2 separate regions of the Mus musculus genome follow, and region 2 is linked to region 1. The links are chromatin loops, found by intact Hi-C in ENCODE. Cell type or tissue: heart. All regions are shown on one strand.

The links. A loop is a pair of places that touch in the nucleus more often than their neighbours do. Peaks named below come from ENCODE experiments on the same cell type or tissue, not always from the same donor. Only the 100,000 strongest peaks of a DNase experiment are listed, where the experiment ranks them.
Region 2: a loop joins it to region 1, with 7 times the contacts of the local background. A loop is called at or near these places in 6 of 42 quality-filtered maps.

What each region holds. Positions count from the first base shown.
Region 1 is chr5:32,710,434-32,718,433 of GRCm38, reverse strand. No RefSeq gene overlaps it. Among named protein-coding and RNA genes, the nearest start is that of Gm52771, 19 kb to the left of the region's middle. In heart, a CTCF peak has its summit at 4,058; DNase peaks (open chromatin) are centred at 4,323 and 5,023; H3K4me3 peaks cover 1,608 bases; H3K27ac peaks cover 1,389 bases.
Region 2 is chr5:32,781,334-32,789,333 of GRCm38, reverse strand. Pisd (phosphatidylserine decarboxylase) reads left to right here and starts at 3,708. Exons shown (of 8, transcript NM_177298.3): 1 at 3,708-3,785. The coding sequence starts at 3,721. Prr14l (proline rich 14-like) reads left to right here. Exons shown (of 11, transcript NM_194340.2): 11 at 1-127. In heart, a CTCF peak has its summit at 3,499 (motif pointing left); a DNase peak (open chromatin) is centred at 3,643; H3K4me3 peaks cover 1,725 bases; H3K27ac peaks cover 1,497 bases.

The DNA of each region.
Region 1 (8,000 bases):
CTGAAGCACTGGGATTACAAGCAGACACCACCGGTGGCCATTATACTTTTTGTCTGTTTTTGTTTTTTAAGATAGGGTTTCTCTGTGTAGCCCTGGCTGTCCAGAAATCATTCTGTAGACCAGCTGGCCTCGAACTCAGAGATCTGCCTGCCTCTGCCTCTCAAGCGCTGGGACTAAAAGTGTACACCACCATGCCAGGCTACATTAACTTTAAAAAGAAACTCACAATGAATAACCTTTTGTTTCCCTAAAACAGGAAGAAGTGTGCTCCTGAGATAGCTACGTGGACAGGTGATATTTAAGGTATTTTTAGCAAAAGGCTTTTACAGAGGAGTGGCCAGGGCAAGCCCTTGGGGAATGGTCTCCACTATATTCAAATCACCAAAAGTGGGAACTTTAAACATCACTGCAGAAGCTGGGCAGTGTTGGTGCATGCCTTTAATCCCAGCAGTGGAGAGGCAGAAGCAGGTGGACTGATCTACAGGTCGAGTTGGAGGACAGCCAGGGCTACTCAGAAAAACCCTGTTTCAGAAACAATCAATCAAACAAACAAATGAAACAGCAGCTACAGGCTAACTGAAAACTCAGCACACAACTGTATGCTAATGTTCTGATTGATCACACAGGCAGTGGCAAGGGCAGAGGGAGCCCCTATGCTGACAAGGCCATGAGCTACAGAGCTACAGGGACAGCAAGGGGCAGACACACTCAGAACACTTAGGAGTGACTAGCAGCGGAGTGCCAGAGGGGAGCTATGAAGGGCGGCCTGAGAGACAGACAGCTTAGGCAGAGTCTGCACCTAGCTCCAAACTCCCACTCTATCCCACGGCTGTGAAGAGATAACCCAAACCCTAACCCCTAACACCCTGCCCCTACCCCTAACTCCTCAATACTAACCCCCTAACACTAACCCTGAAACCCTAAATCTAACACTAACCTGAACCCTAGTCCCTAACCCTAAACCTAATTCCTAACCCTAACCACTAAAACCTAACCCTAAACAGAACTCTAATCCTAACCCTAACTCCAACCCTAACCTTAACTGCTAACCCTAACAAGTAACCCTAACGTAACCCATAACCCTAACACTATAACACTAACCCATAAACCCTAACACTAACCCACTAACCACTTAACCATAACAACCAAGCCCTAACCCTAACACCCTAACCCCTTAACCCTAACGCCCTAGCACCCTAACCCCTAACGCTAGATCCCCGAATTTAACCCCCTTAACATAACCATTAATCATTACAGCCTAACGCCTTAAGAACCCAAACCCTCAAACTCCAGAAACTGAACCCAAACCAGAATGCAACACTAAACCCTAACCATAAAACCCTAACCCTAACCCTAACCAAACCCTAACCCCCAAACCCTAATCCTAACCCCCTAAACTCTTAAGCCTAAAACACTAATCCTCTAACACTAACCACCAAACACTAACCCAAACCCTACCCCCTAACTCCTTAACCCTAACACCCTGACCCTAATACTCTAACCCTAACTCCCAAACCCTAATCCTAACCCCAAACTCTTAAGCCTAAAACGCTAACCCTCTAACACTTACCCAAACCCTAGCCCCCTAACTTCTTAACCCTAACACCCTAACCCTAACCACCTGACACCAACCCCCTAACCATAACCCCTAACCATTAACCCATAAACTAACCCCAAACTCCTGACCCCCTAAACCTAACCCTAACACCTCACACCTAACCCTGACCCTCTAGCCCTAACCCTAACCACTAAACCTATCCCAAAACCCCTAACCTTGACGCTATATTCCTAAACCTAACAGACTAACCCTAATCTATGAAACCTAACACCCTAAACAAAACACTAACCACTAACACATAACCCTAACCCTGAACCCTCAGCCTGACATTCATCCTCACCATAACCCCATTAACCATGACCCTAACCTTAACAACCCTAACACTGTCCCTAACCCTAACCCTAATCCCTAAAAACTAATCCTAACCCATAACCATAACCCTCTAACTCTAATCCAAACCCCCCAAATAACCCCCCCTAAAGCTAGTTTCATATCCTATGCCCTATATAACCCATAAGCCTTATTCCTTAACTCCCAAAACCATAGCTCCCCATAAACGGAACCCAAACCAGGAACCCTGAACCCTAATCGTAACCCTAAACATAAAACCCTAACCACCCTACACATAACCATAACCTTAACCCTAACCCCTAACCCGTATCACCTAACCCCTAAAATAAGGCAAACCCAAACACTAACCCCTAAAACTAACCCATAGCTCTAACCCTGAAACCAAAACCTAACCCTGAATCCTAACCCTGAACCTTCACCTTCACCAACACCCTCATCCAAACTCTAACCACTCTGACTTTAAATCTAACAACCCTAACCTTAACAACTCTAACACTAGCCCTAACCCCTAAATGGAACCCCTAACCCTAACCATTAACCCCTACCCCCTAACTCCTAAACCTAATTCACAGACTAACCCTAACCCTAACCCTGAAATGAAACCCTAGCCCTGAATCCTAACCCTGAACTGTCACCTTCACATTCACACTCACCCTAACCTTAACCCCCATAACCCTAACAAACCTATCCCTAACATCCTAAATTTAACCCTAACCCTAACCCTAGAAGTGAACACTAACCTTGAACCCAAACGCTGAACCCTAACCCTCACATTCACCCTCACTCTAGCCTCTCTAGCCCTAATCCCAAGCCTAGCAACCCTAACCCTTAACTCTAACCCTCTAATCTTAACCCTATAAGCCTAACCCTAACCCAAACACTAACCATAAAACTGTAACCCTAACCACTAACCCCTAAACTCAAACCACCCTCTAATCCTAAAACTAACCCCAACCATAACCACATGCGCCATATAACCATGTGGCGCCACCACACCTCTAATCCCATGACCTTGAACTCGGAGATCTTCAAATGTTTAAATTTTTAAAATTCATTTATCTAGTCATTTCTTTTCTTTCTTTCTTTCTTTCTTTCTTTCTTTCTTTCTTTCTTTCTTTCTTTCTTTCTTTCGTCCTTTCTCTTTCTTCCTTTCTCTTTCTTTCTTTCTCTTTCTTTCCTTTCTTTCTTTCTTTCTTCCTTTCTTTCCTTTCTTTCTTTCTTCCTTTCTTTCCTTTCTTTCCTTTCTTTCTTTCTTTCCTTTCTTCCTTTCTTTCCTTCCTTTCTCTTTCTTCCTTTCTCTTTCTTTCTTTCCTTTCTTTCTTTCTTTCTTCCTTTCTTTCTTTCTTCCTTTCTTCCTTTCTTTCCTTTCTTTCTTCCTTTCTTTCCTTTCTTTCTTTCCTTTCTTTCCTTTCTTTCTTTCTTTCCTTTCTTCCTTTCTTTCCTTTCTTTCCTTTCTTTCTTTCCTTTCTTTCTTTCCTTTCTTTCTTTCCTTTCTTTCTTTCTTTCTCTTTCTTTCTTTCTTTCCTTTCTTTCTTTCCTTTCTTTCTTTCTTTCTCTTTCTCTCTCTCTCTCTTTTTTCTTTCTTTCTTTCTTTCTTTCTTTCTTTCTTTCTTTCTTTCTTTCTTTCTTTCTTTCTTTCTTTCTTCTTTCTTTCTTTCTTTTTGCTTTTTTTCGAGACAGGGTTTCTCTGTATTGCCCTGGCTGTCCTGGAACTCACTCTGTAGACCAGGCTGGCCTCGAACTCAGAAATCCACCTGCCTCTGCCTCCCGAGCGCTGGGATTAAAGGCGTGCGCCACCACGCCCAGCCATTAGTCATTTCTTTAATTAATTTAGTCTTGGTTTTTTTTTTCGAGACTCAGCTGGTATTTTTTCCTATTTTTTTGTCTCCCCCCCCCCCCCCCAGAGCTGAGGACCGAACCCAGGGCCTTGCACTTGCTAGGCAAGCACTCTACCACTGAGCTAAATCTTCAACTCCTCCTATTTTTTATTTTTAAATTTTTAAAGGTTTAGATTTATTTATTTATTTATTTATTTATTCAGAATTATTTCTTTATTGAATTTTTTTTTTTTCTGAGACTGGGTGTCTCTGGGTTGAACCCCGAGACGGTTTCTCTCGCGCGCCACCCGGTGGCGACAAGTTGTCACTCCAACGCTCCGCTCCGGTCGGTGTCAAAGGATATGGATTTGCCTGCGGTCAACCGGCCAGCCTGAGGGAAGGGCGGGCAGTCGAGCGGCTTCGACCCGGTGACGGGGTCGCGTTTTAAAACAGTAGGTTACCGGGAGATTGTATCTGGAGCTACACAGGTGGGACCTACAACTCCCACCTTGCCTCGGTGCTTTTGTGATGTCACTTCCTGTAGCAAACAGGAAGTAACACCCGAGGCAGGAAATGACTACAACTCCCAGCATGCTTAAACACTAACTTCCTGCGCCAGACAGGAAGTTCCTCCGTTCCCAACAGGAAGTGAGTTCTTCTAGGGAAGAACTCGGAGCGTCAGCGACGACGAGGATTTCCGGTTTTGAGTTCGCTGCCCGGAAACAAACAGGGCATGCCGCATGCGTAGTTCCTCTCCTTGCCGAACCCAGTTTTCCTGGTCCTCTCCGCGTCGCCACCTCTGAGCAGCGCGACCTGATCTCCGGTTTCCCCGCAGCGACTACCGTTACCCCCGGCGACTCCAGTGACGTCACCGGGTCAGGTCCTGACCGAAGAGCCTTGGGCGACCCGTCACCACTCCTCGCCTGTTGACGTGTGCTGCAGCTGTACATGTGTACATGTGTACATGTGTGCCTGTTGTGTGATGCCAATGTACATGTGAACATGGGTCCCTCGTATGTGATGCTGCTGCACATGTAAATATGTGTGCCTGATGTGTCATGCTGTTGCACATGTTTACATGTGTGCCTGTTGTGTGATGCTGCTGTACTTGTGTACATGTGTGCCTGGTGTGTTATTAACCTGTAAATGTATGCCTAGTGTGTGTTGCCACTTTACATGTGTGCCGGGAGTGTGATTCTGCTGCACATGTGGACATGTGGGCCTGGTATGTGATGCTGCTGCACATGTGGACATGTGGGCCTGGTATGTGATGCTGCTGCACATGTGGACATGTGGGCCTGGTGTGTGATGCTGCTGTTCATGTGTCCTGGAGTTTGCCTGGTGTGTGATGCCACTTTACATGTGATCCAGGTGTTAGATGATGCTGTACATGTGTTCAGGTGTGCCTGGTATGTGTTGCTGTAGCACATGGGTACAGGTGTGGCTCTTTATGTGATGCTGCTGCACATGGGTTCATTTGTGCTGTGTGTGTGATACTCAGTGTGACACTCAGATACTCATGCAAACATCAGCTTTTATTTGTATGAGGGACTTGTGCCATGAGAATTTTTGAGAATTTTAGGAATTGTTCTGACCTCTCAAGAACATCAAATAAATAGTAAATGACTGAGATAGCAGAAGCAGCAGCTTTATTACCTCAGAAATAGTTGCATGGCCTGTGAACCACAATGGCTTGAATTTAGCTAGTTTTGATATCCACTCCACTGCCTTAGGCACATCCCAACGTTCACTGACACCCATCATCTGCAAGGACAGACTTCTCACTTCTCTGTAGAGCCATGGTTCCAGAGAGAAGATGCCTTAATTTAGTGCAACCTACTGCTTAGGAAGACTCTTCTGGCATTTCTTTTGCTAGTGTCTACTCCAGAGTTCTCAAAAAAGGATCCAAAGTGCAGACATTGGGATTAGAAATCTGGCTTCAGATCTGAGCCATATGTGAGGGAAGAGATGTGAATTGCTCACAGAACTGCTGTGATGTCTACAAGTGCCCTGGGCTGGATTATGAGATGTGCTGACTCAGGGATGTGTCCATGTTAGGTAAGCACTTTACCACTAAGCTATAATATTCACCCCCATCCTGATGTCTTTTGTTCCAACCAAGAAGGAGCTAGAGAAAGTATCCAAGGAGCTGAAGGGGTTTGCAGCCCCATAGGAGGAACATCAATATGAATTAACCAGTACCCCCAGAGCTCCTTGGATCTAAACCACCAATCAATGAAAACACATGGTGGAACTTGTGGTTCTAGCAGTATATGTAGCACAGGATGGTCTAGGCAGTCATCTGCCGCAGACCCTCTGGATCCCTTTGTCTGCGTGGAATGGGTCTCTAGTTGCAGGTGGGTAAAGGGTGCATGAATTGACAGATAGATGCACACAGGAGAGGTTCTGTAGAATCTGAATGTAATGTGTCAAATCGAGCATCAAACTTTTTATACAGAAGACAATAAGGAAGTTGGGTGACACACTCGCAAGGTACAAAGAGGTTACTGGATTCTTACATAAAACAGAGGAATACAAACACAGAAGGTCTAACAGGAACCACCTGGGATAGAATTCATTGTTAACAACTGGGATCAAAAGGAGCTCCACCTAAGATTCACTTAATCTTAGAAGCTAGGGTCAAGGGCTTCGTGCCCTTTCCATAGTTCCTATTTTAGTCTATTGTATAGTCCACCTTTCCCTTAGGCCATTGTAAATACATGTGTATGGGTGTAACTCAGCTATCTATAGTTCTAAGTATCTACTCTGGTTTCTCCTTAGGTCTGAAATTTCTTCCTAGATGATGGTAAATTCCTATGTAGGGCAGTGACCTAGCTTTTATTCAAAGTGATACCAGAGGCTATTCTGAATGTCACTGAATAGGCAACATTCTTCCTGGATTCCAAGCCCTTGGTCTGCTCAAGGACTTTCTAGGATATTGGAACACTGGCGAAGGCTTTGGCTATGTCAGAATTAAATCTTAAAAGGCATTTATAATAGGATAATTCTAAAAGAGAGCATGTGGATCCATACACTAGACTGACTCGGGAATGGAATATTAATGTATAGGTTAGAGAGAATGCCAGATTCCAGGAGTGAGTTTCCGTGAAACTTTCTGCCTCGTGAGTGGCTTCCAGGCCTCAGCCAGAGTGTGTGGCAGTCATCAGTGGGAGGAAAGGCCCTAGGTCCCGTGAAGGTTCTATGCCCAAGTATAGGGGAATTCCAGGACTGGGAATGGGAGTGGGTGGGTTGGGGAGCAGGGGAAGGAGGAAGGGATAGGGGGTTTTCGGAGGGGAAACTAGGAAAGGGGATAACATTTGAAATGTAAATAAAGAAAATATCAGCTGGGCGTGGTGGCGCATGCCTTTAATCCCAGCACTTGGGAGGCAGAGGCAGGGGGATTTCTGAGTTCAAGGCCAGCCTGGTCTACAGAGTGAGTTCCAGGACAGCCAGGGCTATACAGAGAAACTCTGTCTCAAAAACCAAAGAATAAAAAAATAAAAATAAAGAAAATATCTAATAAAAAAGGAACATGGACATTTTAATAACTTATGCTAGTCTTGTGATAGGTAAACTCTCTTTTTAAAAGCTATGGGGTCTGATCAGTTTTAGTTTTAGCTTTTCTACAGAGCTAATTAAATCTCATCAGAGCAAGAGACCATATTTTTGCCAACCTTTCAGTTGGATCCACTGAGTGCTTTATTATTTTTTTTAAGATTTATTTTATGTGTGTGAGTACACTGTAGCTGTCTTCAGACACACCAGAAGAGGGCATCAGATCCCATTAGAGATGGTTGTGAGCCACCATGTTGTTGCTGGGAATTAAACTCAGGACCTCTGGAAGAGCAGCCAGTGCTCTTAACCTCTGAGCCATCTCTCCAGCCCGAGTGCTTTATTTTATTTTAAGCATATGAGTGTTTTGCCATAATGTGCGTCTGGTGCCAGCAGAAACCAAAAGACGGCATCTGATCAATGGTACTGGAATTACAGCTGGTTATGAGGATTAGAACAGAACCTGGATCCTCTGCAAGAGCAGAAAATGCTCTTAATCACAGAACCATCTCCCTAGCTCCTTATTTTATTTACACAGTGTGTGTCTCCTCTCATGTATATGTGTATGCACACACATGAGTGGAAGTTAGAGGACAACTGTGGTGGTCAGTTCTTTCCTTCTACAATAATGATCCTGAAGACTGAACTCAGGTTCTTGAACTGGACAGCTGGTACCTTTAACTGCTGAGCCATCCAATCAGCTCCCCTCTTATCTTTTGAAT
Region 2 (8,000 bases), 71 kb before region 1:
TTTACTCAGGTCTTGGTGCAAACAAGCCAGTGCATTGCCAGTCTTGTAAAAATGTAGCACAATTGTGTACAGTACATACTTGATAGTGCTAATAAATGGCTTACTGATCTATGTAAGTTTTTATTGTATTAGAGTCCATTCTTTTTATTTGTCTATCTATTTATTATTGAGAAAGAGTCTCACCATGTATTCTCACCATGTGGCTGATCTGGAACTCACTATGCAGACCAGGCTGGCTTCAAACTCACAAAGATCTGCTTGAGAATCTGCCTCCTGAGTACTGGAATTATTGGTGTGTGCTACAATGCCGAACTAGAATATAATCTTAGTAAAAAGTCAGAAAACTTACTAACAGGTAGCAACCTCAGCATGGCATGTTCAGAGCATCAAGTGGCCACAGGGGCCAGGAACCTAGTCGGGTGGTAAAGCTGGTGCCTCGGGTGTCCAGTGTCTCAGGGTCCAGCTCTGGCTCCAGCCCCCTCCCTCTGAACACAACCTCATTGAATGGCAGACCCATACCATCTAGGGTTGTGTAAATGCACTACTGGCAGTCACAGTTTGACATTCACACAAGAAAGCACCTAAACACCTAAGGACACATTTCTCAGACTGTGTCCCAGAGTGTGACTAGGTGATGGTGCCTCAGAAAGGCTTCACGAATGAATGAGTGGTTTTCCTATGTGTAAGTGGAGCACAGACCTGCCCATGTCCATCTCAAAAGCCTCCTTAATATTGGAAAGCTGTTTAATCTCTCCTCTCTCAATCCTTGCCATTTCTTTTTTTTTTTTTTTTTTTTTTGGTTTTTCGAGACAGGGTTTCTCTGTGTAGCCCTGGCTGTCCTGGAACTCACTTTGTAGACCAGGCTGGCCTCGAACTCAGAAATCCGCCTGCCTCTGCCTCCCGAGTGCTGGGATTAAAGGCATGCGCCACCATGCCCGGCTTATCCTTGCCATTTCTTGAAGGGCCTGTGTAGTGGCCGCTCAGGTTCTGATAACACACTGTCTGGCTCTGTGCAGCTCCAGGAGCAGAGCTTATAGTACAGGGTTTCCCTGTACTAATCACTGAAAACACACTGTCTTAGGATGTCTGATGTGTGGTGAAACACCATGACCAAAAATTTGGGGAGGAAAGGGCTTATTTGGCTTTATCCTGAGTCACAGTCAATGAGGGGAAGTCAGGACGGGAACCTGGAGGCAGGAGCTGAAGTCCAGGCCACGGAGGGGTGCTGCTTATTGGCTTGCTCCCCATGGCTTGCTCAGCCTGCTCTCTTCACTTGATCTTAGCCAAAAGGCCGAGAAGTGATTCAACCTGCTTTCTTACAGAATCCAGGACCACCAGTCCAGGGATAAGCACCACCTTTAATCCCAGCACTCGGGAGGCAGAAGCAGGCGGATTTCTGAGTTCGAGGCCAGCCTGGTCTACAAAGTGAGTTCCAGGACAGCCAGGGCTATACAGAGAAACCCTGTCTCAAAAAAAAAAAAAAAAAAAAAAAAAAGGAAGAAAGAAAAAAAGAGCATGCACTGTTCTCCCAGAGGTCCTGAGTTTGGTTTCCAGCAGCTCTGGGGGGCATGCGACACCTCTAGTCTAAGAGGACACCTACAAATGTGGCATATCTACACACAGATCCATAATTTAAAATCACAAAAAAATAAAATTCTAATTTGGGGCTAGAGAGCTGGTTCAATGGTTAAGAACATATGTTGGGTGCTCTTACAGAAGGCTCGAGTTTCTAGTACCCACAGGATGGTATTCAACTCTAGTTCCAGATCTAACCATACATGTATGTTGTGCATATACATATAAACAGGCAAAACATACACATTAAATGAATAATTAAAATGTAATGTGGTCACACTAACAAGTAATAGAAATAATAGTAAAATAATATGCTTAGTAGATGCAAAAAGGAGGTAACTTTCCAACCTTGAAGTTCAGTTATCTTTTGTTGTTCTCTGTGCTTTTGGTGTTACAGCCAAGAAGTCATTGTCAAATCCAATATATCAAATTTCTCAGGGCTTAGAGATGGCTCAGTAGTTAAGAGCACTGGCTACTCTTTTAGAAGACCTTGTTTCCAGTACCCACACTAGGTAACTCAAACTCTCTATAACTTCAATTACAAGATATTCAATGCCTTCTGGCCACAACCAGAACCTGCACACATGAGTGTTTTAACTGCACGTGTGCCTGCTTGCAACTTGCATGCCTGGTGCCCTCAGAGGCCAGAAGAGCATGGTATCTCCTGGAACTGGAGATATAGATACTTGTGATACACCATCTGGGTGCTGGGAATCGAACCGGGTCCTTTAAAGCAACTAGTGCTCTTAACCACTGAGCCATTTCACCACCTCTTTTTATTATGTGTTTTTAGTTTTGCTCCTTTTAAAAAAGGTATATACAGTATATTTATAACATGTTTTCTAAAGAATTGAAAAAAAATAGTGTTATATAAAACTAGGGTTTTTGTTTTGTTTTGTTTTGTTTTGTTAAAACAGGGTCTAGGTAGCCCAGGCTGGCCTGGAATTCAGGACACTCCAAAATACTGGGATTCCAGTGTTATTTTGAAATAACTCACCTCAATCATTTGAATTACAACACTCAATTCCATACCAAAATTATGTTGTGTGTGTTTCTTTTCCAGGCTCTGGAAAAGTATGACAAAGGGAGGTGTTTGCCTTGAATTACCAAACTTGTGACTTCTTAGGTTCTCTCTCTCTCTCTCTTTTTTTTTTTTTTTTTTTTTTTTTTTTTTTTTTTTGGTTTTTCGAGACATGGTTTCTCTGTGTAGCCCTGGCTGTCCTGGAACTCACTTTGTAGACCAGGGTGGCCTGGAACTCAGAAATCCTCCTGCCTCTGCCTCCTGAGTGCTGGGATTAGAGGGGTGTGCCACCAAGCCCGGTTTAGGTTCTCTTTAGTGGCTGGTTTTGCTGTAAGTGAATTTAAGTAACTATCCAGAATTAATCTAAAGCACTAATTAGCTTATCCGTTTGGTGTTTACTAGAAGAAAAATCAGGGCTGCCTTCCTTCAGTTTTTGCATTCAGGTTCAACCATTTTTCTAGGGCCTTAAAAGGGGGGCGGGGTGTTCAGATCATGGGTTTTGACACCAATGATGTAGAAATACTGGATTTTCTATTATTATACAATTTGCGAGCCCTTTGTGGGGTTAATGTGCCCTTGAGAAAGTTGCTTATCCTCGCAGACCTTTAAAATGGTAATAATATCCAAGGGCTGGCTGCGGGTCTCCAGCGCTTAGGAAAAAAAACAAAAACAAAAACAAAACTGTTATGTACCACTGAAAAATTCGTTTTCCCCTCATAACTGGAAAGTACAGGAGAAAGCACCATCACCGGGAGCCTAGTTTAACAGCTTTCCATATTTCTTACATAAACCCCTCGCCTCTGGAGCCCCATCAATGAGATAAGAATAGACACCCCGTTCCAAGGGATCCAACGCCTTCTTCTGGCCGCCGAGGGCGCCAGCATCCTTGTGCCATGCACACATCGTGACTGAGCACAAGGTGGCTCAGATTTTTCGGGCACAGGAGCGGCTGTCCCATCGCCCCGGCGCGCCTGCCCACACACTCCGCGGGGGTGGGCCCGGCAGAGGCGGAGCCGTACGCAGAAGCTTCCGGGCCCAGCCTTTCACGTTCCTGATTGGCCCGGTGACGACAAGGGCGTGCGTCCGAAGGCGGAAGGGGGCGTGTCCGCTCAGGAGGAGGCGAGATGGCGGCGTCTGGGGGCCGCGCGTGTGTGCGCTCGCTTCGTGGAGGTGTGCTGTGGCGGAGCAGGTATGGCCGGGCGGGAGGCTGCTGGGGTAGGGATCAGCACAGACCAAGCCAGGCTCTGAGAGCGAAGCCAGTTCTCGTCGCCGGCTCGCCGCGAGTAGGTCTGACAGGAAGGACACGGAGCCACCTTTCGGCTTCAGAACAGGTGCTACAAGCCACCGCGTGGACCGTGAAATGGGTGTGGCCTAAAGGCTGGGTGAAAGTGCACAGGGACAACCAAACCCACCATATTCTGCTGCCCGCTGGTCTCTAGAGTGGAAGCAGAGTCGATCTCCTTTTCACGGGTGTTTGCCTTCCTACCAGGCTGGTGTAACCTGGAAGAGCACGGCACGGCAAAGCGACCTTCACTTGGGGTTCTAAAGCTTTGAGGCGAAAGAATTAGGTTTCTTTATCTGAAAAGTCTGTGGTGGAATTGTGGTCCTTATCCTGCTGACCCCAAACGTCTGGGTTACTTAAGTTCCTAGGCAGCTAGAAGTGGGAGAGCGACATGAGGCATCTATTGTGACTGTTCATTTGGCTTTTTGTCTGCTCCAGACAGTTTCATTAGGTAACCCAGGCTGGCCTCGAAATCACAGCTATCCCCCTGCCTCAGCCTCCCAAGTGCTTCCAAAAAGCCGAGATTACTGGCATGTTTCAGCTGTTTATTCTTTTTTGAAGGGTAGGAGGGGAGAAGAGGAGAGAGTTCTTAACCCAAATGAGAGAGAAGAAACAGTTCTCAACTTGGCTGAGTTACTTAATAGCCTACATACTTATTTCTTTTTGGCAAAGACTACTTCTACCTTTTTACACCGTGTGTGTGTATGCATATGGGTGGTTGCAGGTGTCCATAGGACCATCAAGAGTCTCCTGGAATTGGAGGAATTACAGGTGGTTGAGAGCCATCTGACATGTATGCTGGGAACCAAACTCTGGTACTTTTTTTTTTTTTTTTTTTTTTTTTTTGGTTTTTTGAGACAGAGTTTCTCTGTGTACCCCTGGCTGTCCTGGAACTCATTCTGTAGACCAGGCTGGCCTCGAACTCAGAAATCTGCCTGCCTCTGCCTCCCAAGTGCTGGGATTGAAGGCTTTACCACACCTGGCTCAACTCTGGTTCTCTTAACTGCTGAACCATCTCTACACCACCAACATTGCTCAATTTTTAAAATGTGTGTGTGTGTGTAAATATTTTGCCAGCATGTATGTCTGTGTGTGCCCTGGTACCCATGGAGGCCAGAAGAAAACATTCTAGCTTAATTGGTGACCTTTAGGCTAGTGATGGACCCTGTATCAAAGAACAAGATGCACGCCTTTAATCTCAGCACTCAGGAGGCAGAAGCAGGTGAATCTCTCTGGATTCAAGACCAGCCTGGTCTACATAGTGACTGCCAGCCAGCCAGAAATATATACTCAGACCCCATATCAAAGCAAAACAACAATAAAGAAAAAACCATAAAACATAACAAACCTAACAAGTTTTTGTATGGTTCATGGGGAATGGCCCCCAAAGTTGTCCTCTGACCTCCCCATTCACATGCATAAACACTACCCACATTCATTATTTAATTTACTGATTAATTAATTTGCAATTAGCCTTATACTTAAGGAACTTACAGTTTAATAGACAAGGGTAATATTTTAATATCAAGTACAGTGTTGGATAAAGCTTTTCAAGAGACCTACCAGTTCAGCTTTAGAACTCTCCTAGCTTTTGAAAGAAGGAGAGAGAAGTAAGGACTATAGGTAAAATGTTAGGACCCATGGTGATATTAAAAATGTGTTACAGGGCTAGCGAGGTTGCTCAGTGGTTAAGAGCATTTGCTGCTCTTCAGGGGAATTGGAGGTACAGTCATAGCCTTCATGGCAGCTCACAACCATCTGTAACTCCATCTCCAGGAAATCTGAAACCTTCTGACCTCCATAGGCACTGCAGACACTTGCTGTACAGATACACACACACACAACACACACACACACACTCTTGATCCTGGCAATTTTCTGTAAAAATTAAAGATGTACAAATACTTGTTTCTGGGCAAAATGTATTGCCCTCCTTGGCTGTTTGTGACCTTTTGTGGAAATAAAACTAAGAAGAAGAAGGAAAAAAAGATTTTTATGTGGGACTGAAGAGATTGCTCAGCCGTTAAGAGCACTTATTATTCTCACACATGTATGGTGGCTTATGACCATCTGTAACTCCAGTTCAAGGGATCTGACGCCTTCTTGGGTCCTCTGTGTGCACTGTACACATGAGGTACACAGACATACATGTAGACAAAACACAATATAAAGACATCTTACAACTGGAAATAGGGTGAACATTGGTAATGAAGAGGATATACTAAGAATTCCAGTGTGTGGTAATTGAATATCTCTTTCTTTTTTGAAAAAGTTTTGGGTTGCAGAGTTGCCCCACTGGCTGAGAACACTGGCTGTGCCAGGTTGTGGTGGCGCATGCCTTTAATCCCAGCATTCAGGAAGCAGAGGCAGGTGGATCTCTGAGTTCCAGGCCAGTCTGGTCTGGGAGGAAGTTCCAGAATAGCCAGGGCTACACAGAGAAATCCTATCTTGAAAAAACAAACAAAAAAGAATAAGGATGTTGGCTGCTCTTGCAGAGGACCCAGGTTCAATTCTCAGACTCACATGACAGCTCATTCACCATCCGTAATTCTAGTTCCAAGCAACCCAATGCCCAGTTTTGAGCTTCTCAGGAACCATCCATGCAAGTGGTACATGCACATACATGCAGGCAAAACACTCATATACATGAATAGTAAATCTTAAAGGATTTTTTTTAATGTGCATTGGTATTTTACCTGCATGCATGTCTGTAGATCCCCTGGAACTAGAGTTACAGACAGTTGTGCGCTGGATATGGGTGATGGGAATTGTATCCCGGTCCTCTGGAAGAGTAGCCAGTGCTCTCAACCACTGAGCTATCTATCTCTCCATCCCTAAAAATGGTTTTAGTGCCATTACTTTTTGTAGTAGCCATATGTAGGCAGGTGGCAGGCCCTGGACCAGGTGTATTACATGGTGGGATTACTGCTAATGAGGGCAGTTCTGATTTTACAACTGAAGGAACTGAGGCTTAGAATTTAACATTTTCCTGAGGCTGCACAGGATTTGAGCCAAAGCCAAGTGCTTCATCTCATTTTATTTTTACTTCTGTGAAAGGATCTCACTGTGTCCCCCAAGCTGGTCCTTTAAGAACTGATTATGAGAGTGTGTCTTTGCACCTGGCTTTAGTCGCATGCGTGAAGATGCACACCCTTGGTAGAAGAAACACCTGACTGAGCTTATCTGTTCTTCTCTCTGGGCCTTAATCTTTTTTTTCTTTTCCAAAACATTTATTTAATGTTTATGATATTTTGCCTGTACCCCATGTCTGATTTCTATGGAGGCCAGAAGAGGACATTGAATCCCTCGAAGTTGTGGTGACATGGGTGTTTTGAACTGCCATTTTTATACTGGGAATCAAACCTAGGTCCATCCTTTCTCATTTATATCCAGCCCTTTAGAAAGGCACACTCTACTTCCTAGGTGGGTGGTGGTTGTGTACACCTTTAATCTCAGCACTGGAGAGGCAGAAGCAGGATCGGATCTGTGAGTTTGAGGCCAGCATGGGCTACGGAGTGAGTTCTACGTCAGCCAGGGCTACACAGAGAAACTTTGTCTTGAAAAACAAAACAAAGCACCTCCTATCTGCCCATTTCTTGTTATCTGTCACTCTCCAAACAGCCCCAGACCATGATTGCCCACAGTACCAATCTTGTTTGACTCTTGGCACTCTCTTGTCTACTTGCCACAGACAGACACAACAGTCTTCAAGATAGAAGACCAGCCCCTCTGCCTGATTCTGGTCTTGCTACTCTGTACCATCTTTCTCTGGTCTTTAGTACTTACTGTCCTACCCACCGCATGGATTACAGCCTGTTGCGATATGGTTTCTATTTGCTATGGTGAACCACCTGACTGAAGCAGCTTGGGGAGAAAAGTGTTTATTGTGCTCAGCCTGCTTACTTATAGAACCCAGGACCACAGCCCAGCGATGACTCCACCCACAGTAAACTGGGCCCTCCAACATCAAGCACTAATTAAGAAAATGCCCTACAAGCTTGGCTGCAGACTCATCTTATGGAGGCATTTTTTTCTTTTTCTCTTTTCTTTTTGTTTTGTTTCGTTTCTTTGAGACAGGGTTTCTCTGTGTAGCCCTGGCTGTCCTGGAACTCACTCTGTAGA